Regions from separate parts of the Mus musculus genome. Here all the other regions are linked to region 3. A link is a loop called in an ENCODE intact Hi-C map of the cell type or tissue named here. Cell type or tissue: gastrocnemius. All regions are shown on one strand. Links, peaks and the distances in the headings refer to the core of each region. The heading gives the core; the rest is flanking DNA.

Region 1 (6,293 bases), core at 659-5,658, 570 kb after region 3:
AAGGCGGGAAAGATGGCTCAACAGTTAAGAGCACTGGTTGCTCCTCCAGAGAATCTGAGTTGGATTCCCAGGACCCAACAGGATGCCATCTTCTGCCCTACCCACGCTTACACGTGTAGTCCCACTCAGACACATCCAGAAATCTAAATAATGGTTTATTTAAAAGAAAACTGAGGCTCAAACACAAATGGTGGGCCTGGAACCTAGCTAAGCTGGTAGAGTGTGTGCCGAGCTGGCATAGAGTCAAGGCTGCCCCCTAGCACTCTGTACACCATGTGTGGTGATGCGTGGTGATGTGTGGTGATGCTCACATACAGCTCCCCAGCAGTGGAGGAGGAGAGGCAGGAGCATCAGAAGATAATCATCACCCTCAGCTACCTATAGTGTTGGAGGCCAGATGTGATCTAAAAGAGAGGCGGGAAGAGAGGCGGAGGGAGGGAGAGAGAGTGTGAACAAAGAAAGAGAAAAAGTGGGGGGGAGAAAAAGGAAAAAAAATCAAACTATTGAAATGATACTGTCATCATTCTGCCCACCAGATGGTTAGTTCTCCTCTAGACTGTCAATGCCATGGCAAAAGATTTTGTCCTATTACCACTTAATCCCTAAAACACTGTCAGTGGGCTTGGGAGATGGCTCAGCTCACAACTGTCTATAACTTCAGCTCAAGGGGCTCCAGTATCCTCTTCCCATCTCTGAGGACCCTGGGCACACATGGTGCACAGACATGCAAGCAGGAAAAACATCCAAACAGGCAAAATACAATAAAAATTAAACACCATGCTGCCTGGTGCAGAGGATAGCACGTGTCTGATAAACATCTGTTGAATAACTATGCCCTCACTGTTTGGGTGAGAAGCCTGCAACTCCCAAGTGGAAATGGGTATCTAATGGACACAGTGCTGAGTCCAAACCCAAACTCTTTCTTCAGTGCTAACACCTCAAGTATCTCACTAATAACAGAAATTCCAAAGTCATTTTCCAACCCTTAACTGGATAGTACAAAAAAATGATTGTTGTAAATGTTCTTATCACTGAATTTTAAGTAAGCCAACTAGGGAAAGAATGGAATGATCTTTAAGGAAATAGGTTGTATAATGATTCAGATGCACATACTTTAAAATCTCTTTTCAGTTCAGGTGAGACAAAGGGAGGGACAATTTTCTATTTTGTATTAAATACAAAGTAATAGAACCAAAAAAAAAAAAAAAGACAGAAAAATGTATATCATCTGTAGCACAGATGAAAATAAAGGGGCTACTTTAACTCTTGTGAAGCAGGGGTCATTTATAAATGATCCACGCAGTAAAATGCATCCGAGTAGCTGCTGAATGGCCATGGTTGATCATCTTTGATTCCAATTGCCTCTGTGTTCTTAAGAAGAATAAAATACACTCTTCTCTAAACAAACAAACAAGGACAACAACAAAAGCAAACTTGTCAAACATGGTGGTGCCCTCATGCCTTTAATCTCAGCATCTTAGAGACTGGGTGGCCAGAACAGGTGCTCTTTGGGGAGTTAGCAGGCAGCCTGGTCTACATAGTGAGTTCTGGGCCAGCTAGGGCTACAGAGTGAAGCCTGTCTCCTGGGAAAGAGAGAAAGAGAGAAAGAGAGAGAGAGAGAGAGAGAGAGAGAGAGAGAGAGAGGAAGAGAGAGAGAGAGGAAGAGAGAGAGAAAGAAAGAGAGAAAGAGGGAGGGAGGCAGTCAGTCAATCAGAAAGAGGAAGGATAGAAAACAAAAAAAAAAATCTACACTTTACACAATCCCTATAGATTTACTATGAAAATCTAAAAATTAGCCAGGCAGTGGTGACACACTCCTTTAATCCCAGCACTTGGGAGGCAGAGGCAGGCGGATTTCTGAGTTCCAGGCCAGCATGGTCTACAGCGTGAGTTCCAGGACAGCCAGGGCTATACAGAGAAACCCTGTCTCGGGAAAAAAAAAAAAAGAAGAGAAAAGAAAAGAAAGAAAAAAGAAAAATCTAAAAATTAAAACTATGTGCTCAAAGCCTCACGGCAGTGAAACTGTACACCTCTCCCAAGTGCTAAACCACATCAATTAAACAAACCTACAAATGTAACCCAGAGGATGAGCATCTGCAATCCTTGCTAGTCGAAAGTGAAGAGTCTCAGCTAGACGGTGGACAGCACTTCCCTCTCAATATCAAATGTCTTCTCAAGAGAAGAGCTTGCCAGTTTATTGAAAGGTTTTATCAAATTTCCTTCTCACTTGATATGAAATTTTAAGATGACAGAAAGGCTGGAATTTGATCTTGTGGTCTCCCACTCATCACATCCATGGAAATGAACGATGGAAATGAAGAGTATAGGCAGACCCTAAAACCTATCCAGTCAGCTTCCTGAGCTATTAGTTTGGTACACATCTAGAATAGGTAAAATTCAGGAATAAAACTTCAAGTCACTCGAAAGTACCAATTTCCTCCTATACAAGATCTTTATTAGGGTCTTTTCATAAATATTCCAGATTTTCCCCTCTTGAGTTCTTAAATTATTCTCATAAACATCTCCTGTGATACTCTGTAAAATATGGTTTTCGCACAAGAGTCACATTGCTTAATTTTGGGTCACATCCACTCTTTGCTGTTATCTTGTATTTTGCTTGTAATTAAAGCTTAGAATGGCTTATAGAGATGGCAAAGTCTGTATTTGAACTGTTTTAGACTACTTCACAATGGTACCCTACCACTTTATTGGATGATTATCCCCTTAGAATCTCGTTGCCCCTGACTGTCTGTCTTCCATGCCTTCGCCTTCCCTACACCCATGACTTTCAGAGCCATAATTACCCTGCACTTTGACAGTGTCCTTTAGCAGACTCACTGGAGCTGCTTGCACAGTAGAAGCGTGACCGCTGGAAATCTGGGCACGATTTAAGGATTCTTAGATGACCGGAGTTGTAAAATAGGAAAGATTCATTAGATGCTTTATATCAACTCGTTTAGTCCTCCGCATACCCAGGATCAGTACACTGTACCTGCCTCACAAACGACAAGGACTAGAGACCGCGTGGAAAGCAGTTGGTGAAGAGCCAGGCCTTCTAAGCCAAGGTGCCTCGCCCAGGGTACTTACTACTTTAATATTAAAAGTGTCCTTCCAAGAGCAGAAGACAACTGATTTAAATATATCTACACAGTAAAAGGGATCTACGGGTAATTCCTGCTAATGATTTCTTGAATATGGCACCAAAAAGCCCAGACAACATAGCAAAACTTGACAAATGAAACCGACTACATAAAACTCAGGCCTCCAATGACAGTCCCCAGGGTAGAGAGATGACCTAAAAGAACAAATAAGCTCTGTAAAATATAAATGACAAAGACATAATGTCCAGAATATATAAGAGCCCTTATAACTCGATATCCATAACAACAGTCTGATTTTGTTGGATGGTTGATTGGGTTTTTGGTTGGTTGGTTGGTTGGTTGGTTTTTTTGAGACAGGGTTTCTCTGTGTAGCCCTGGCTGTCCTGGAACTAGCTTAGATTGATTTTTAAATGAGCAAACAACTTAGAGGACTTTTCTCCCAAGAAAATACAAGTCGCCAAATGAAAAACTGTTCAACATCATTAATCATCAGAGAAATGATATCAAAACGCCAGCGACCTGTCCCCATAGTCACTAGTGACTATCACTGCAAATAAAAAACGGAGCTGCCACGCTCTGCCAGACATTGGGAAGCTGGAACCACGCGGATCGTACGAAAATGGTGCAGCCGGGCTGGAAAAACAATGTGCTGGTTCCTCAAAAATCAAAATTAGAATTACCATATGACCCAAGAATCCCACTTCTGGGTATATATGCAGAACTGAAATCAGGCTTGTAGACACTCATGCTCATAGGCACATTACTCAACACAAAAGAGGTGGAAGCAACCCAAACATCATTGACAGGGACTAAGTAAGAATTTGTGACAGCTAGTGTCAAAGCTTAGACCTGTGCTCAATCTCTACACTATGTGGGGAGAGACCTATTCCTCTGCACGCACGCATGCACGCAACGCGCTAAATAAATACCCTCCAAAAAGAAAAGGTGATGTTAAATGTGTATGTGCACAGCCACACCTAGGCACATGGGTATATAAATAATAGAATACTGTTCAGCAATTTTAAAAAAGGAAATCTGTCGCGGGTTGCAATATGGATGAAATCTGAAGTTAGTAAGTAAATAGATAATGCAGACATGCAAAGTCAAATTCTGTACGATTTCACATAGATCAGGTACCAAATTAGACTAGTCTATGAGAATGGACAGTAGCAAGGGAGCTACCAGGAAACAGGAGAGTACAGGGGGTTACTTAACTGGTGTAAGATAAAAAACAAAAAAATACCGATCCTGTGGTACGCATGAAAATACTTAACACTACTAAACTGTACACCTAAAAATGATAATTTTTATTTCACACTTTTTACAATTAACTTTTCTTTCACTATCTTTTCCTGCCCTGTCCCAATGCTAACAAAAAGGTAAAGTGAAAATCAGCAGAGATAAAAGGCTTCAACGATGTAAAAAGAATTAAGAAAACAATAAATTAAAACAGGGGGCTGCTTATCAAGTTTCCTCTTAATCCTCTTAACCTGGAAATTCTTTCAACAACAGTTAAATGTCATCCTATGGGCATGGGAAAAAAAAAAAAAGACAAAACCAAAAAACGGTAGTAAAGGCCTTGTAGAGATTAAAACTCAGTGCCTATTATGACTTTGCCCATTCCTATACGACCTTGGGCAAGGTATTTTCATTCATTTCATTCATTCATTCATTCATTTGGCAAAAGTTTCTGCACATGGTCAAATAACACGGTACTTTTCTGAGGAATAAGAGGGGCATATAAAATACTAGGCACAACTCGTGGCGCTTTGTGAGTGTTGTGTTGACTGTAGAGTTAGACAATGAATAAGGTGAATTAAAGTAGGGTAAGTCCATAGCCTACTCTTTAGCGATGTACCGAACTTGCGGGTACTTACGGTGCCATATCAAACCAGACACTATTTAGGAATCATCAATAACTTCACCATCCCTTTCGAAAGTGGAGCTGTCTTGTAAGGGCTCTCTCCTCCCTGGGAAAAGCAGTGTCATCTAAGGTATTCGAAGATACTTGCTTAAGGAACGGACAAATTACAGAACCCGGGGATGGTGAAGCCCGAGAAGCCGCTGGAGTCCCCGCTCCTGTCACTTCACAGGGGCCTAGGCTGATCTGGGGAGGGGACCCGTCACCCAGCACCCCACAGCGCCCCGCCTGTGTCCCTGAGTGCTGGAGCGGCCGCGGCCGGCGGGGCGCAGGGCGCGGGGGCCGGGGTCACGGCGGGGGCCGGGGCTCACCGCGCGCGGCCGGCAGCGGGTACAGCTTCTCGGCCTTCTGGAGGAAGCGCTGGGCCTTGTCGCGGTTGCCGGCGCTCAGGGCCTCGCGAGCGATCTGCACGCATTTCTCCGCCTCGTCGCGGTTGCCCTCCATGGCTCGCGCCTGCCTCGGTGTCCGCGGCCGCGCAGCTGCGAGGGGGGCCCGCCGCGGAGGAGGCGAGGCGGCCGGGCGGGGCACGGCGCGGCACGGCGCGGGGAGGAGCGGGCACCGCGGCGGCGGCCCGGCGACGGGCGGCCTCGCAGCTCCGCCTCCTCACGGCCGCCTCCCCGCCCCCCGCGGCCGCAGCGGCGCCAGCCGCGTCCCTCCCGGGCCTGGCGGACCGTAAAGCCGACGCGGTAACCCGGGAGGAGGGCGGGGAGGCCGTGGGTTGGCGGAGCGCGGACGCCCCGGCCCCTAGGCTCCGGTGTGGCCCGGAGCCCGCCTTCCGCGCCACCGGGGTGGGGACAGGGACCCTCACGACCAGATCCACAAGGATCAGAGGCCAGGCCTCCTGGCCCTTAGGTCTTGGGAAGCCCTGGGCCTCCGTTAGGGAGTGATTGCCGCATGGATTCGTCCTACAGGCGCTTCCTGCTTTGGATCGGAAGCCCTGGAACCCCCAACCCCCGCAGTTCCCCAGCCCTTCTCAGCGGCACATCTGACCCACCTGCCACCTGGCAGGTACAATGCAGCTCTTTGGGTTAAAGCAGCTGTAAGGCAGGAAGTTCTTTCATCCACATAGGCTGCTTAAGCACCTCCTATTCTGTTTGATTTGCTCCAGGAATTAGGATACATGTCTTAAGGCTCAGGGAGGGGAAAGGGGTCAATGTATAATAATGGAACATGCTTGGCATGAATCAAGATGTGACTAGCATTTCACACCTGTGTCTGGTCACTAAAAGCAAATTATATCCGAAGTTCATTCGGTGGAGGTACTTTCGTTG
Region 2 (6,293 bases), core at 755-5,754, 240 kb after region 3:
GTAGAAGAATGTGAATCGATCCATACTTATCTCCTTGTACTAAGGTCAAATCTAAGTGGATCAAGGAACTTCACATAAAACCAGAGACACTGAAACTTATAGAGGAGAAAGTGAGGAAAAGCCTTGAAGATAAGGGCACAGGGGAAAAATTCCTGAACAGAACAGCAATGGCTTGTGCTGTAAGATCGAGAATTGACAAATGGGACCTAATGAAACTCCAAAGTTTCTGCAAGGCAAAAGACACCGTCAATAAGACAAAAAGACCACCAACAGATTGGGAAAGGATCTTTACCTATCCTAAATCAGATAGGGGACTAATATCCAACATATATAAAGAACTCAAGAAGGTGGACTTCAGAAAATCAAATAACCCCATTAAAAAATGGGGCTCAGAACTGAACAAAGAATTCTCACCTGAGGAATACCGAATGGCAGAGAAGCACCTGAAAAAATGTTCAACATCCTTAATCATCAGGGAAATGCAAATCAAAACAACCCTGAGATTCCACCTCACACCAGTCAGAATGGCTAAGATCAAAAATTCAGGTGACAGCAGATGCTGGTGTGGATGTGGAGAAAGAGGAACACTCCTCCATTGTTGGTGGGAGTGCAGGCTTGTACAACCACTCTGGAAATCAGTCTGGCGGTTCCTCAGAAAATTGGACATAGTACTACCGGAGGATCCAGCAATACCTCTCCTGGGCATATATCCAGAAGATGCCCCAACTGGTAAGAAGGACACATGCTCCACTATGTTCATAGCAGCCTTATTTATAATAGCCAGAAGCTGGAAAGAACCCAGATGCCCCTCAACAGAGGAATGGATACAGAAAATGTGGTACATCTACACAATGGAGTACTACTCAGCTATTAAAAAGAATGAATTTATGAAATTCCTAGCCAAATGGAATCATGGAGGGCATCATCCTGAGTGAGGTAACACATTCACAAAGGAACTCACACAATATGTACTCACTGATAAGTGGATATTAGCCCCAAACCTAGGATACCCAAGATATAAGATACAATTTGCTAAACACATGAAACTCAAGAAGAATGAAGACTATGAAGACACTATGCCCCTCCTTAGAATTGGGAACAAAACACCCATGGAAGGAATTACAGAGACAAAGTTTGGAGCTGAGATGAAAGGATGGACCATGTAGAGACTGCCACATCCAGGGATCCACCCCATAATCAGCATCCAAACGCTGACACCATTGCATACACTAGCAAGATTTTATCGAAAGGACCCAGATGTAGCTGTCTCTTGTGAGACTATGCCGGGGCCTAGCAAACACAGAAGTGGATGCTCACAGTCAGCTAATGGATGGATCACAGGGCTCCCAATGGAGGAGCTAGAGAAAGTACCCAAGGAGCTAAAGGGATCTGCAACCCTATAGGTGGATCAACATTATGAACTAACCAGTACCCCGGAGCTCTTGACTCTAGCTACATATGTATCAAAAGATGGCCTAGTCGGCCATCACTGGAAAGAGAGGGCCATTGGACATGCAAACTTTATATGCCCCAGAACAGGGGAACGCCAGGGCCAAAAAGGGGGAGTGGGTGGGTAGGGGAGTGGGGGTGGGTGGGTATGGGGGACTTTTGGTATAGCATTGGAAATGTAAATGAGCTAAATACCTAATAAAAATGGAAAAAAAGACAAATAGTAGTTCATTGCTGGCCATGTTAATGAGGTGCCAAATGTACATCTTTGTAGAGATAGCTAGATTGCTTGCTCTTCAGTTAATGGAAATTACCTGTAATATCTGCATTGTGGATATATTTGCAAAGGCAAAAAAAAAAAAAAAAAAAAAAGAAAGAAAGAAAGAAAGCTGTTTCCCTACCAGGAACACCATGCCTTAAACTAAGACTGTTTATCCGTTTATGTAGTTTCATCCCATGTCGCAAAGCTTGCGGAACCCTCTGCATGGCCAGAGTTCGGGGTTACCTACTGTCCTGCTTTCAGCAAGTAATATGGCTTCCAACCAGAAGCTACCTCATCTTTCTCCTCCCCTTCCAGGCACAATGATGTAGCTCACCTCACTTTTTCTTCAGGGGAAATGGTCTCCCAGACAGCGTCCTAGAGCAGCCCCTTCATGTCATTCCACGAGAACGGGGCAACCCATACAGCTCTGGGCTTCCACTTGCTGTGAGGCATCTGCCCCCTGCTCAGCAGCCAACACCCACGTGCAGTTACGGAGAGCAGAGAGGATTGGCAGAAAATGCCTGCTGGTGGGCAGTCTCACTGTGTACAGGACCACACTCCATATGCAGTTCTTTCAGAAGAGAAAACAAGAGGCAACTGAATAGTATAAACATTTTAATATTTGAGCTATCATGTTGTAAAAATTGATTTACTAAAATTGGACTGAGGATAGGGTCCCCAATGAAGGAGCTAGAGAAAGGACCCAAGGAGCTAAAGGGGTTTGCAGCCCCATAGAAGGAACAACAATATGAACTAACCAGTACCCCCACAGCTCCCAGGGACTAAACCACCAACCAAAGAGCACACATGGTAGGACTCATGGCTCCAGCTGCATATGTAGCAGAGGATGGCCTTGTTGGTCATCAATGGGAGGAGAGGCCCTTGGTCCTGAGAAGGCTCAATGCCCCAATATAAGGGAATGCCAGGGCAGGGAAGGGGGAGTGGGGTGGTAGGTGTTCAGGGGGAGGGGGAGGGGATAGGGGGTTTTGGGAGGGAAAACCAGGCAAGGGGATAACATTTGAAATTTAAATAAAGAAAATATCTAAAAAAATAAAGTCAAAAGGAAAAAAATGATTTACTAAAACATATGGGATAATATTTTCCTTCACCTTCATTCTCTCTAAGGTCACCTCCCCAGTTGCTCTGGCCCTTAGAATTTTTTCCAGAGATTTATTAATAACCTATCAATTTCTCAGTTACTCAACTTAAAGATACCATTTATTTCCAGCTAAAATTAAATATGACAGAAATCACTTAATCTTTACAGTGGTTCTAAACTCGGTTCACTTTGCATTGATGGGTCCCACAGAGGATGCTAGATCTAAGGATCTTGTTATTAATCAAACTCTCCCATGGGCTTTCCAGCGCCATCACGAGTACGGAGTAGTTACGGCTGCACAGACGCCTTGGTTTCAAATAGAACTAGATTTGGGTCCTAATCTGGAGAATCCCCCATAAAAACACCCCTAAGAGACCCTTTGTTACCCCCAGGACTGGGAACGCCCCATCCCAGGGTTCTCAGGAGCCAATAGTTAGCTTAGATTGCTCTAGCACTTTTGAGCCTGTTAGACATTCTCTTGGAAACTAGTTGATCACTCTGAACACCCTGAGTCCCAGCCTGTGAACATTCACAGCTCAACCTCAACGAACAGGGAAAAGCATCGTGGAGGGAAATTCTAAAAGGCCATCCATGTTTCAAGCGGCTGTCCACTAGCCGATGCCGTCAAGTCTGGTGACCCAGTAGCTTACTGAGAGGCCTGTACATAAGCTCTTATGGACACCTCAGTCTCTGAGATGATGAAGGTTTATTGTTTACGGAATTGAATGACCACGGCAGGATCTGCCTCCCGAAGCTTTCTCTCTAGCCTAGTCTTGGGCAGTGTTGTCTGTCACACTATAGCCCGTTGCTGCCACCTAGCGGTCATTTTGACATTCACACACTTGAAGCAAAGATGAACGCCTCAGAAAGCAGCTTTTGCTTTTATGAGCGAGCATGAATGGCAGTTCCCCTTTCCTATCGTTTTAGTCACGAATTTCTTCTCTTACGTGCATTTAAGTATGCGCACAGGTGGAGGGGACACATGCGCACAAGGAGGTGTACTTACCGTGTGCTGAGATCAGAGGTCGACGTTGGGTATCTTCCTCAATCACTCTCTACTTTAATTTTGAGTTTTGATCAATTACAAAATTTACTAAACATAGAAAAGAAAAGAAAAAACTATTGGTTTTTTTAAAAAGCTAATTGTTAAGTCCATTCTTACTAAGTTACTGCAACATCGGGGACAGAAAGTCACTATGCTTTTTTGGTCCAGGCTGTTTTTTTTCCCTGTCTTCAGATAGCAGATGCATGTAGCCAAATCCCATAGTGAATCTTGTGTGTACTTGCTCCAAATTCGTAGCCTAAAGGCAGAGGCGATGATCGGGAAAACTCTTGGAGAGTGATATAGCGCCAGCTTTGCTCCCCGGGGGAAATCCCTGTGCAATCCCTGGCCCTTGCCCACATTGTGCAGCCTACCAGCCACCACCACCCCCACATCTCCGAGGGATGGGTGGACCTGCTATGCGGGAAGGCAGGGTGCTGCAGGCATGGAAAGACAGTCTCAAAGTTGGACACTATTCTCTGACACATAGTTTCATAGAGAGGAGAGCTCACAGATTTCTAGACTGGCCGCGGGGCAGCAAGCCCAATGGAGCCTCCTTCTGTCCGCAGCACTGGGATTACAGGCAGGCTATTCAGCACCTGGCTTTTATGTGGGTGCTGGGGACTCGAATTTGTGACCTCACACTTGTGTGGCAAGCACTGTACCAACAGAGCCATCTCTCTAGCCCTCTCTAGGTACGTTTTACATAAGTTGAGTCCTAAGAAGCAAACCGGAAGCTTGCCCCGGAGCACGGCTCCTCACTGGAGCGCCACAGACGTCACCCCTGTGGGCTCCTTTTGCTCAGTAAGAAACATGATCACTCAGCCAGTCTGGGCCAGGTCCTCACTGTGTGACCCTGGAGGACCTGTCATGCTTTCTGAGTTTCAATTAGGAACACGAGAACGGAATTAACCGTGTTATGTACATATGCACGCTTGCATGCAAAGCGCACACACGCACGTAGCCTGCAGAGCTCTCAGACAATACATTTCTGTAGGTTTAAGTTAATAACTCAAAAAGATTTGTTAAAGAGCTACAGGAAACAAATGCACACCTAATTTTTACTTTCCATAGCTATGTCTGAACTATTGAGGTATCTAGTGTAACATTTCTAGCTATGATCGAGTACTTGCCTAGCATGTGCAAGATCTTCTCTGCAAGCCGCAGAATTTCAAAGATGCTTGCGCTTGGTGTGGCTGCAGCGTGGACACAGAACACTTTCCCAGCTTGTGCGAGGACCTGTGTTTGATCCCAGGGCCACAAACAAAACAGAACACAACACAGCAGGACACAACAAGACAGACAGGGCTCGCCAGGCAGTGGTGGCGCATGCCTGTAATCCCAGCACTTGGGAGGCAGAGGAGGCAGATTTCTGAGTTCGAGGCCAGCCTGGTCGACAGAGTGAGTTCCAGGACAGCCAGTACTGCACAGAGAAACCCTGTCTCGAAAAACCAACCAAACAAACAAAAAGACAGACAGGGCTCATAGCAAATGATTAGAACATGACCTAAACCTAGTGGGAGAGATAGAGAGCTTTAGTTTCTATGTGCCCAAAATAACATGCATGTACTTTTAGCCAAGTGTTGGGACACATACATGTAATCATAGCATGCAGGAAGTTCCTCAAAAGTTTGAGGCCCATTTGATCTATAGAGCAAATTTCATGCCATGCCAGGCAAGGCTAGATAATGAGATCCTGTCTCAAAGAAAAAAATCCAGATGGTCACACACACACACACACAAATGTAATGAAAAAAAATGAAGCTAGTGGGTATGTTAATTGTCTTGGGACCATTGATGGATTCATATGGTGTAACAATGCAGTCCTGTGTGTGCTGTAAAAACATCAAATTATGGCAACTAAAATATTAATTAAAATTGGGTAGTCCAATTTTTAATAGTACCAGAACTTGCACACAAAGTAGTTTTGTGGCAAAACCTATGAGAAAAATATGTCTGCATACAGACGATGTGTTGTGTTTGACCTGTTCTCAGCGTCCCTGCTCAGCTCTCTACACCCCTCTCTTACTGCTTTCTCTTTCCCTTCCCAGGGAATCATTTTCTTGAATTTTGAGGTTTTTTTTTTTTTAAGTAGATTCACTAGACATATGTGTTTGCAAATAATTTTACAAATAGTCTTATTGTGTTTCTGTTTAAATTCTCAAACTCTTCAACTTATCTTTTACATACTTTTTCAAATGCATTCATGTTAGACATGTGTTATTGATGTAGTTTTATTGAACCTATAGCTACATATCGCTTAATAGATTTGCCTCCTAAGGAAGAGATTGCATCTGTGAATTGTCTTACATGAATAGCTTTGTGCTTGGGTATAAATGTTGGACCTGAGGAGGAGTCTCTGGGCTTTCAAATCTATCTGAATGTCAAGCTGGATTTATGAGTTTGTACCAATTTATAATTCTAATAATATTTGATGTGAA
Region 3 (6,286 bases), core at 1-5,000:
TAACATAAAATTAAAGGGCCAGATACAGTGAGGCAAACCTTTAGTCCCAGCGCTCAGAGGCAGAGGCAAGTGGCTCTCAGTGAGCTCGAGGCCAGCTAGATCTACACTTCAAGTTCCAGGACCGACAGGGCTACATGGAGAGATTCCATCTCAAACCTTCCACCCTAAACCACCATCAACCAGGACAACAAATATGTGCATATATATTATTTATATTTAAATTGTGTATACATATATATAAAATCAAAGGGCTGAAGAGATGGCTCAGTGGTTAAGAGCACCCACCTACTGCTCTTGCAGAAAACTCCAGGTTCAGTCCTATGCATCTACACTCTCACAGCTACCTGTAATTCTAGTTCCAGAGGATCTGTGCCACCCCCTGGCTTCCACAGGCTCCTGCATGCATATACACACACACAGGCACACACACACACATCTTAAAGGAGGGTGGGAGGTGGGGAAGAGATGGAGGAGGAGGAGGAAAAGGAAGAAGAAGAGGAGGAAAGAAAGAAAAGGAAAGAAGACTATGGAATACATGTCCCAAGCTGGGGTGTAGCTCAATGGTAGAGCATGTGCCTTGAATGCACAAGGCCTTGGATTTGAGTCCTAGCACAACAATGGACAAGCCAAGCAAAATCCCACCCAGAGTCTTTCACTAGGTTTGGCAAGTAATTCAAGGTTAGTATTCAAGCTTAGTATTATGCGACCTAATTATCTTTTCCTTGGGATGGCTTATATAGCATCACTTTAGTGCAATACTTCCCAGTGGAAAGGATCCTAAGAAATATCCAAATGGGGGTAAAAATACTATAACCATCTCTTATAACTGTGCTAACTAATGCATTAGCCATTTGCCACAGGTGGCTATTGAACACTATAGATAAAGGACAAGTGTGAACTGAAATCAGGTATGATGTAAAAATTTGAAAGCTTAGAAGAGTGAAGAATATCTCAATTTAAAAATACTTATAACGTGGAAATAATATTGCGAGTATCAGGTTGGGTAAACATACCATTAGAATTAATTTTATGTGGCTCTGTAAAGTTTACAATTCCATATGAAATTTATATCGCGCATCTAAAGCAATGAGCTACTAGAGCGATTACACTCAGTACAGACCTTCTTAACCACGGAACCAAACCTAGTGAGAAATGCTGGGTTTTGATCAGTTCACTTGACGCTTATGAAATGTGTTGACAGAATAAAGGTTGCAAGCCACTCACTGGGTTTACTGGAGATGGACTTGAAAGTCAAATAACGTGATTTGAAAAAAACAGGTACACCGTGCTGCACGTAGAAAGCCAAGGTCGAAGGAAGGGCCTAACTTTGCTTGGGAGTTTTGAGCACGGCCCGCGCTCCAAATCTGATCCTGCAACCCGGGCGCGACCCGGGCAAGTTCTTCCGTCCCGCGTGACGGGCGCGGGCCTCAGCCCACCGGGCTCCGGCGGAGCAGAGCAGAAAGCAGAGCTGCTCTCCAAGCGCGGCGCCGAAACAAAGCCTCCATGCCCTCGCTGCGGCTGCGCTCGCCTTCCCCGGCGGGCGGCAGCGGGCCACCCGGGCGTTCCCCTCCTCTGCTCCGGCCCACCGCGCGCCTCCATACCTGGTTCGCCATGGCCGCTAGTTCGGGATCGAGCGCTAAGGTTCACGAGTGTAGCGGAACCCGGGTGAGGGCTGGACCGTGCGTGAGGGGAGGGGCTGTGCGCGGGAGGCGGGCCTTCGATGTAGGCGGGGCGTACGTGAGGGCGGGAGGAGGTGGCTGTGCGTAGGGCGGGACTCGGCTGGGAGGCGGGCCTAATACCGGAAGGGCGGGGCCCGCGTTTCGGAGCCTGAGTTTCGGCTACTGCGCTCCGTTGCTGGGGAGGCAGTAGTTTTGGGGCCGTGAAGCGCTTTATTCCAGGCTGGCTCAACTGAGCCCCTGCAAAGCATCTCTGTGGTATTTCCTTGTCTAATTTTCGTGCAGTCTTTGTACGTTAGACGTGAGAGAAATATAGCGTGTGGTAACACGTGTGGGAAAGCACGTGTAGAACAAGCCACGCCTTCCGTGTGTCCCTGTCCGCGGTCCCCCCGCCCCCCTCTTCCCGGGCTTGCACGCGCTAGCTAGCGAGCTACTGATTTGCGGGTTGCATGCGCTAGCGAGCTAATGCAGCCCCTTGTTTTGCGGGTCTGGGTCCAGGACGAGTCAACACTGCGGCCCTCAAGGGCTTTGAAGGAACACTAGAGGGAGAGGTGCCCATCCTAGCAACAGCCCGACCTCGGATTTCAGCAGGTTACGACCAGGTCCTGGGATTTCAGGGACCATCGGACACGGAGAGAAGTTTTCAGGAAGGGAACCGAGGGAGCAGAGTGGGCCCCTTTTAAGAGTGGACCAACTATGTGGAGACAGAGGCTGCTGTATTTGCTGATGTAATCCCAAATGCTGCTTGTGTTGAAATGTACCCACTAAAACACCGCATTTTGTCTTTTTCATGGCTCATTTCCTGATTACACACTTTAAGGGTTGACATTCTCCACGGTACTGTTCAAAGCCCTTCTCTCACTTCACACTAACTCACACCCTGGCTTTTAACGTATATAATTAATAGGATGATCACCATAGTCTGTCTCCAGTCAGGGTAGTGTTCCTAAACTCCAGGCTTGAAGTACCAAGCCAGTGTGTATTAGGGTATCTCAGTGCTTAAAACCCAACTTACTTAAAACTAATCTTGTATTCGTGCCTCCTAATCCTTTTAAATGATTCCAGTGTCTGGTGATTAAAATATTCAAATATACAAGCCATTTCCAGTCAAACCACCACATGTGGATATTATAAGTTATACTCCTGTAAGAAGTTGAACAAGTTGAGGAATTCATAATTCTTACAGAAGTGAAGTCACGCAGGGAGAGCTGCTGCCCCCCGAAACAGAAACAGGAATACAGAGAATCACAATCCATCAGACTAGAAATTCATCATTGCAAGAAGCAGTACTAGGGCCAGAAACTGAAGAGTGATTGACCTATTGCTGTAGGCACTTTGTAGTTTAGTCTGACTTTTGTAAACGACGGAGGATGCAGTCATGTGGAGTGGAGTATTCTCATACTTTGAGAAGTTTATTTTCACGATTTTTCAGGGAAGGAGGGAGAAAAATTTTCCTACTGTTTCCTTTAGAGCAGTGTTTGTCACGTGTGGGTCATGACCCTTCTGGGGGTCGAATGATCCTTTCATAGGGATCACGTATCAGGTATCCTGAACATGAGATATTTTCATTACGATTCATAACAACCAGATGATAGTTATGAAGTAGCAATGAGATAATTATGGTTGGGGTCACCACAATATGAGGAGCTGTATAAAGGGTTGTAGCATTAGGGAGGCTGGGACCACTGCTCTAGAGGTAGTATCAATGTAAACATGTGTGTTCTTAAGGAGGCTTGCCCTCAAAAATGACTTGACCAGGGCTTAACTCAGCATGAGTTTTCCCTGTGCTCATCCAGTCAGGGAGAAGGGAGATGGGCATCTTCAGTCCTCTCTAGTTCTAGAATCCTATTCCTTGTAAGGGGCTGAGAATTCAAAACCAAACCAAACCAAACCAAACCAAACCAAACCAAACCAAACCAAACCAAACAAAACAAAACAAAAACCCAACCAACTAACCAACCAAAAAAAACACCTGAGGCCGGCCGTGGTGGTGCATGCCTTTAATCCCAGCACTCAGGAGGCAGAGCCAGGTGGATTTCTGAGTTCGAGGCCAGCCTGGTCTACAGAGTGAGTTCCAGGACAGCCAGGGCTACACAGAGAAACCCTGTATGGAAAAACCAAAAAAAACAAAACAAAACAAAACAAAAAAACCCAAAAAACAAAAAACAAAAAAAACCCCCTGAGAATAACTAAAGTTTATAAGCTCACCTAAAGACTCAGATAAAATAAAAAATTAAAAACTGTAGAACATTTTCCCCTTTTACTCAGTAAATTATATCTGTCTTTTAATAAAAAAAATTGCAAGGCACAGAGCAAGGCAAACCATAGTTTGAATGAGCATGGCAAGCATCAAAACCAGACCCAGAAGGTGACAGCTGTGCTGGAATGATCAGACCGTGCGTTTTAGTTTTTCCTTTGTTGAAAACAGACTTTTCATACAATACATTCTGATTACATTTTTCCCTTCCCTTGACTTGTCCAAGATCCTTCTCACCTTCCCTCCAGTCTGAATCTACAACCTTTCTGCTTCCTGTTAGAAAACAAGCTGGTATCTGAATAACGATGATGATAATGATATAAAGCAAAAGCTAGAATAGGACAAAACAAATGAGCAAAAAGAAGAAACAGAACCAAAGAAAAAGCGTGAGAAATACATATATGCAGAAGCACAAATGTTTATACACATAGGAATCCCATAAAAAACAAACAGAAGCCATAATATATACACAAAGGATCCATAAGTTAAAAAAAAAAAAAAAAAGACTGGAAAGCCATGAGACAGAGAACCTTCCTCCAAAGGTTCTCTGAGTTAACTTCCTGTTGATTATCTACTGCTGGGCATGATGGCACCTTGGTAGTGATTTGTGTTCCCAGTGAAACTTGGTTGGACTGAACTAATCTTTCATTTGTGAGTAGTTATCAATTGGAGATAGCTTCTGGGTTAGAGGGGGAGCTTGTGGTCCTCTTGCCCTCTCAGGGCTGGGACCCTGTTGGGCTGGACCTGTCTGTGCAGGATTTGTGCTTCCTCCGTCTCTGTCAGTCCCTCTGTGCATCACTCCTGAGCTTAGAAGGCCTCCTTTCTTTCATGTTGCCCATCTCACCTAGCTCTTACAATCTTTCTTCCTCCTCTTCCACGGGCTTCCCTGAGCCCCGAGGGCGGGCTTTGATGGACACCTCATTCAGAGGTGTTCCAGGTCTTACTCTCTGCACATAGCCTAGCTGTGGGTCTGTGTTTGTTTTCATTTACTACAGGGAGAAGCTTCCGTGATGATGGCGGAGCAAGGCACTCATTTTTGAATATAGCACAGTGTTGTTAGTAGTCACTGTGTGACTATGTCTCTTCAGCCAAGAAGTCGTAGTCAGTTTTCCCCTAGGTACCTGGGCTCTCTGGTATCAGGTTCTGGGCCACCTGCAGTGTTATGGAGATCAACCAAAAGCTTAGGTTGGGGCTGGTGAAATGGCTCAGCAGTTAAGAGCACTGACTGCTCTTCCAAAGGTCCTGAGTTCAAATCCCAGCAACCACATGGTGGCTCACAACCATCCATAATGAGATCTGACGTGCTCTTCTGGTGTGTCTGAAGACAGCTACAGTGTGCTTACATATAATAATAAATAAACCTTTAAAAAAAAAAAGCTTAGATTGTTTCATGGTTCCCATGGGCCCCCTTTGCCAACAACTCAACTGTGGTGTAGCTCACTTCTGGTCCTTTATTTGATGGTGAGAGATGTCCAGTTGGGTATCTGTTTCCTGTTATTTGGTGGTTTATCTAGCTCACCTTTGTATATGTATATATTTTAGGAAGCTTCTACTGTAGTGGGTTTCCATACAACCACTCAAATGACCCTTAGTTGTAGATATCCCTCCCTCCATTTCCTCTCTTACCCTGTGTTTCCTCCCACTCCCCATATGATTCTCCATACATTACCCTCCCCCCCCCCCATCCATCCATCCATAACTATTCAATCTTCTCTTCCAGGGGAGATCCATCCCTCCCCACTAGTCTTTTACTCTATACCTATTCTGTGGTTACATGGATTACATTTTGAAGGCTTAGCACCTGCCAGGCGGGCGGGTACATGCCTTTAATTCCAGCACTGTGGAGGGAGAGGCAGGTGGATCTCTGAGTTCAAGGCCAACCTGTGCCTTCCCCCAGCTTTGAGCAGGCTGAATTAGACCTTGTTTTTGCCACAGCTGGCTAGCCCACCTAGGGTGGAGTCTTCCAACCTAGGTAAAGTCTATTGTCTGCCACATCTGCAGCTTCCTGCAAGGTGCTACTATAGGCAGAGCAGCCTGAGCTTGTTGTCCTGACAAGATCCTGAGACGCCTGAGATCCTGGCATGGGGGTGGGGGTGGGGGTGGGGGAGTGGGTTTTCCTCCCTTTTAAGTTCAGGCTCAAAAAGTAAACATTGAGCCTTGATCAGAGAACTTTGTCTTGGCTCGTTATTTCTCTCACTGTCCTTCCCACCCATCCCCAGCTTTCCTTTCAGGAAGCCAGGAACCTGTGGCTGCTGTTGGCTACACCAACCTGGTGTACAGAGAAAGTTCCAGGACAGCCAGGGCTACACAGAGAAACCCTGTCTTAAAAAAAAAAAAATCATCCACCTGAGGC
Region 4 (5,000 bases), core at 1-5,000, 220 kb after region 3:
GAAAAGCTTAGCTGTGGTTTGGATGAAGTTAGAGCTGTCTGTCATGGGCTTGTGTGCTGGGGACTTTGTATGCAGAGTAACCGACCGCCCCGTGTAAGAGGCCGTGAAACCTGTGTAGCCTAAGGGTGGGTAAGCGGGGTGTTGAAGGTGCTGGCCTCAGTGGGGAGTCATTCGTGGTTAGTTTCCTGGTGAGTGGGCTGTGGTAAGATGAGGTCACACGTTGTGCTGTGCATGCTGCCTCCTGTCTCAGCGCCTACGCTGCGAGGGAGCTTGGAGGGGTCCCTAGCCAAAGGCTGAACACATGGAACCACGTGGTCTTCAAAACTGCGAGCCAAATAAACCAGCTTTCTTTACCCATGTTCAGACGTGCTGTTGTAACAACATAAAACCGACTAGCACATCCCTGACTCAATGTGACTGGTGTTCTCACAGCACAAAATGGAACTTAGATATTGTTGTGTTTTATAAAAAGAAAAAGAAGTCAGGGATGTGTTTGGAGGGGTTGCGGTGTGATGTGGGGGAAGGGGGTGCCTCTGCAGGGCCCATGCTGAGGTATCCCTTCCCCCTGAGGGACCAGCCATACAACGGTATAGTATAGAAGAGAGAAAGAGTGAGAGAGCGAGAGCGAGAGCAAGAGAGAGAGAGAGAGAGAGAGAGAGGAGGAATAGAGTCCAGTCATGAGCACGTGCAGAGAGAGGGGGAGGGGAATGGAGGGCGGAAATGGGGGAGGTAGTAGGAGCTAGGGGCGAAGTGAGAGTAGGGGACAAGCAGACCCTTTTAAAGTGAGTCAGGCATAGCCAGCTGTTGCCAGGTAACTGTGGGGCGGAGCCTAGAAGGAATGCCAACAGATATAAAGATACAGTAAGGAAAATGATGTGAAATGACTGGGCTATTCGCATCCATGTATACGGCAAGAAGAGAGGCCTGAAGCAGGTCCTCCCCCAGCAGCCGGAAGGAACCAACCGTGCCAGCACTCCAATTTTAGACTTCTGACCTATGGACTTCCAGGACTCTATGGCAGTCAACATTTGTTTAAGCCACCCAGTCTGCGACAGTTCACTTATAGACTCTCCAGCAAGCTGACATAGCATCACCAAGATGCATTTGATGGGAAAAGAGATCCAGGGAAGCTAAACTTTAGTGATTTGGCCAGAAAGAGATGTGGCAGCGGCAGGAAGTAAATCTAGAAGCTGAAGCTCCATGTATTTAGAAATAAAATTTCGACTTTGATCCCACCTCTTTCAAATTGCTTTAGGGTTCTGTGAAAATCCCCTTCTGAAAGGCTGTCAGGCGGGAAGGCAGAAGCTACGCTAGCCGGCCCCAATTCTTACCTTGGCAGTTTTAACAGCAGCTCCATAACCCGTGGAAAATCCACAGCCGATCAAGCAGGCTTTCTCAGGCGGAGCCGCACCGTCAACCTTCGCTACGGAGGATTCGTCCAGCACCGTGTACTCAGTGAAGGTGCTGGTGTTCATGAAGTGCTGGACCGGTTTGCCCTTGCAGGTGAATCTGGTAGTGCCATCAGCCAATACTCCACGGCCTGTCAGACTGTTTGATACATCAAATGTACACATTCCTTATGTCAATCCAGAAACTACCATGGGGAACCCAAATGACTGGCTGAAAAAAACGGCCACCTACTCGCTCCTAATGCAGAGATTGCCCTCTGGGTTCAGGCAGGCGTTGCATTCTCTACACTGTGGTAGAAAGAGGGGGATGACTTTGTCACCTAGAAGGAAAGTAGAGTGACATAAGATGTCATTCATTTGCATTAAAGTATGAAGTAAGAAGGTTTGGTGGCTCATGCCTGTAATCCCAGTACAAGATTGATATAGGAAGATTGCCAGGTCAGCCTGGGCTATGTAGTGAGTTTCAGGCCAGCCTTGGAACGTTACTTTGAGGACCACAAATAGTTACATTAATTAATTAGTTGAATAATTAATAGGTAAAACAGGTGTGATTTGAACCTATATTATACACAAAAATGTCTTTAAATTTTTCTGGGGGCTTGAGAGATGGCTCAGCGGTTAAGAGCACTAACAAACAGCTCTTCCAGAGGTCCTGAGTTCAATTCCCAGCAACCACATGGTGGCCCACAACCATCTGTAATGGGGTCTGATGCCTTCTTCTGGTGTGTCTGAAGACAGCTACAGTGCATTCATATACGTAAAATAAATATTTTTTAAAAATATTCTAAGAGTTATAAGTACCACAAAGCAGTGTTGAAGACTGAGATTTGGGGAGCTGACTTTACTAGGTACAATTGGCACGCCTACAGTTCCCTTAAGTTGCGTCTCTCTGCTGACCCCTAGTGGATCATGTGCTGTCCCTTTAACAGTATTAATCAAGGCCTCCATACCTGGTCTCACTGTAGTGACCCCTTCTCCAACACTCTCCACAACCCCAACTGCTTCATGTCCCACAATCACTGGAAACTTAGACACCATCGATCCTTTTATTATATGGTCATCTGTGCGACAGATTCCTGTGGCCAAAATCTGTGTTGAAAACAAACAGCAACGACATTACATGGCCAGCAAACAGTTCTCTTTAACTCTGCATCATTTTCTCACATTATGGAGTTGCTGCTAGACCAGCCTGAGCCTAAAGCAAGCCTGGGGCCACGATCCCTGGCTTCAGAGACTTAGGGCATTGCTGTCTCCCTTCAGGTTTGGATCTTTATGCCCTTCTACAGGGAAGAGGTCAAAAGAGATTAGCATAAAGGCCTGCTAAACAAGGGAGTCTAGACCAAAGGTGAAGGGTTGTCCAAAGGGCGGGGGCGGGGCACTACAGGAAGCTATTACTTCTCAGGCACAACGGAGTTCCTAGTGAGAATCCTCTAGGTGGCCCTGGTAGCACAGGCCTGCAGTCACATCTTTTGGGGAAACAGAGGCAAGAGGCTCACCAAGTTCATAGCCTACACAGGCTACAAAGTGAGTTCAAGGTCAGCTGCTGTGACTTAGTAAGACCCTGTCTCTAAGAAAGGTGTGAAAGCATAGCTAGAAATACATTTCTTTGGGAAAGTACTTGCCTGGCATGCGTGATGTCCAAAGTTCTGTTCCCTGGGCCACATACTACCTACCTACCTACATACCTACATACATACATATATACACACACACATACATACACACATATCTCAATACCTTGCGATCCCAGAAGATTTTAAGACAATTCTTGGTCATGACTATTGTTCATTTTTTATCAAACACTACATCGGTAAAAATTCAACAAATATCTCTTTAATAAGTTAGATTAGCATTGTAATTAGTACACTTCACAGCCAGCACGATCATTTTCCTAACAACAGACATGATCAGTGGGTAAGTTAGCTGGGAAACCTATTTTTAAGAAGCCAACCTCTGAGCTGGAGAGATGGCTTAGCAGGACCCAGGGTTGGTTCCCAGCATCCACACAGTAGCTCCCAACTGCATCCCTGCAACTCCAGTTCCAGGGGATCCAGTGGCCTCCTCTAGCACTGACCACAAATGTGGTGGTATACAGACATATGTGCAGACAAACACCCCCATGCATTAAATCAATAAATCCATAGATATTTAAAAGGAAGTCAGTCTTACAACAATGGCTTTCTCTGTGTAAATGACACCGGTTTCCATGTTTCTGTGTTCCAAGCCCCTTTCTTACCTTAACACGGACTTCCTTAGCCTTTGGTGGGGCCACCTCGATTTCCTCAATGGAGAAAGGCTGGTTCACTCCCCATAGGACAGCCGCTTTGCACTTAATAACCTAAGAACCCAAACATGGTTATTGGAGCTAATCATGCATGCAAACTGCCTGAGTCATAATAATATTCTCAGAGAATCATGCCTAACATTCTGATTTTCTAAGAATGCTTCCCTTCCATTACAGAACTTAAAGCCCTACAAATCATCTTGTGTGGACCCTTTTCTGATGAAATGGTCTGAGAAATCAGCCCAGAGACATGGAATGACAGACCCAAGAGCACACAGCACATGTGGTCAGGGCTGGGATCCACACGGTCTTTAATAAACTCGTCTATTGGTATGATTTCAAATGCAATAGATAAGTACACCTGTCATCTTCTTAACAAAGGACAAGTCTGTTACCCAGGAAACACAGCGATCCGTCTGTGAGAATGTAATCCGGTCTTTAATGACATCTGCAGCCACGTGGCAATGGTGACGCAATGAGATGACCCACGGGAAGACATGGGCTGTCACCGTGGTGAAGCCTGAGGACTGTGACTGTGCTGCAGGAGTGTCACCTGTGTCTTTGCATCTCCTCACCGTAGTTTAAACCTAGCTCAAGTCAGACCTGCTTACCTTGTACAGACAGTATCTACCCAGCAATTGACCGCCAGGCACTTCTGCTAACTGCTTTTAGTAAAATTGTCTAATTCTAATGTGTGTTAGAGGGGGCGAGGGGGCGAGGGGGCAAGGGGGCGAGGGGGCGAGGGAGAGGGCGAGGGAGAGGGAGAGGGAGTCTGTAAGTTGGTTTCTGACTTCCACACAGTGGAACACAGGCACCTATAGTCACTCAAATATGCACATGCATGGCAAATACACAGGCACACACACACACATGCACACACACACACATGCACGTGCACACACATGTGCATGCGTGGTGGGGAAGGAGAGAGAGTGAGAGCATACGGATAAAAATAAAACAAAATGTAAAATACCCATTGTGTCCTGATTCACAACACATTATTCCTCAACTTCTTGGCCAACTCATGCAAGCCCCTTCAGATGCCTCAGTGCCTTTCTCAAGAGACTACATGTAAGAAAGTTGCTAGGGACAGTGACAGAGAGCACAGAGTAACTTTTATATTTAACAATGGTAGAAAAAAATACCATAGAGGAAACAATTGCTCCTCAGAGGCCATTATCCTGCCCTCTCATCCTGCTGTGTAACTCAGGCTTTAGGCTGGCCCCAAACTTAACAATCCTCCTGTCTCAAGCTCCTGCGTGCTGGGAATACAGCATGTACAATGATCTCCATGTGTTGAATGCTGA

Evidence for each region. Hi-C counts contacts between places; a loop is a spot of excess contacts. Peaks named below come from ENCODE experiments on the same cell type or tissue, not always from the same donor. Only the 100,000 strongest peaks of a DNase experiment are listed, where the experiment ranks them.
Region 1: a loop joins it to region 3, with 5 times the contacts of the local background. A loop is called at or near these places in 9 of 42 quality-filtered maps.
Region 2: a loop joins it to region 3, with 3 times the contacts of the local background. A loop is called at or near these places in 24 of 42 quality-filtered maps.
Region 4: it touches region 3 in a loop (2.7-fold over the local background); 19 of 42 quality-filtered maps call a loop at or near these places.

The regions. Positions count from the first base shown.
Region 1 is chr3:137,867,097-137,873,389 of GRCm38, reverse strand. It overlaps Dnajb14 (DnaJ heat shock protein family (Hsp40) member B14), which reads right to left and starts at 5,715. Exons shown (of 8, transcript NM_001033155.1): 1 at 5,334-5,715. The coding sequence starts at 5,466. In gastrocnemius, for the core only: no CTCF peak of the experiment used is centred there; DNase peaks (open chromatin) are centred at 3,034 and 5,548; H3K4me3 peaks cover 1,214 bases; H3K27ac peaks cover 932 bases.
Region 2 is chr3:138,195,659-138,201,951 of GRCm38, reverse strand. It overlaps a transcript of Adh7 not described here. Among named protein-coding and RNA genes, the nearest start is that of 4930579F01Rik, 5.0 kb to the right of the region's middle. In gastrocnemius, for the core only: a CTCF peak has its summit at 3,633 (motif pointing left); DNase peaks (open chromatin) are centred at 3,623 and 4,245; H3K4me3 peaks cover 1,566 bases; H3K27ac peaks cover 701 bases.
Region 3 is chr3:138,438,509-138,444,794 of GRCm38, reverse strand. It overlaps Adh5 (alcohol dehydrogenase 5 (class III), chi polypeptide), which reads right to left and starts at 1,702. Exons shown (of 9, transcript NM_007410.3): 1 at 1,602-1,702. The coding sequence starts at 1,613. In gastrocnemius, for the core only: no CTCF peak of the experiment used is centred there; DNase peaks (open chromatin) are centred at 1,721 and 2,059; H3K4me3 peaks cover 2,168 bases; H3K27ac peaks cover 1,750 bases.
Region 4 is chr3:138,220,460-138,225,459 of GRCm38, reverse strand. Adh7 (alcohol dehydrogenase 7 (class IV), mu or sigma polypeptide) reads right to left here. Exons shown (of 9, transcript NM_009626.4): 2 at 3,646-3,747; 3 at 2,360-2,498; 4 at 1,642-1,729; 5 at 1,332-1,548. All of the region lies in intron 2 of 0610031O16Rik (RIKEN cDNA 0610031O16 gene), which reads left to right. Among named protein-coding and RNA genes, the nearest start is that of Adh7, 5.2 kb to the right of the region's middle. In gastrocnemius, for the core only: a CTCF peak has its summit at 2,307 (motif pointing left); a DNase peak (open chromatin) is centred at 2,299.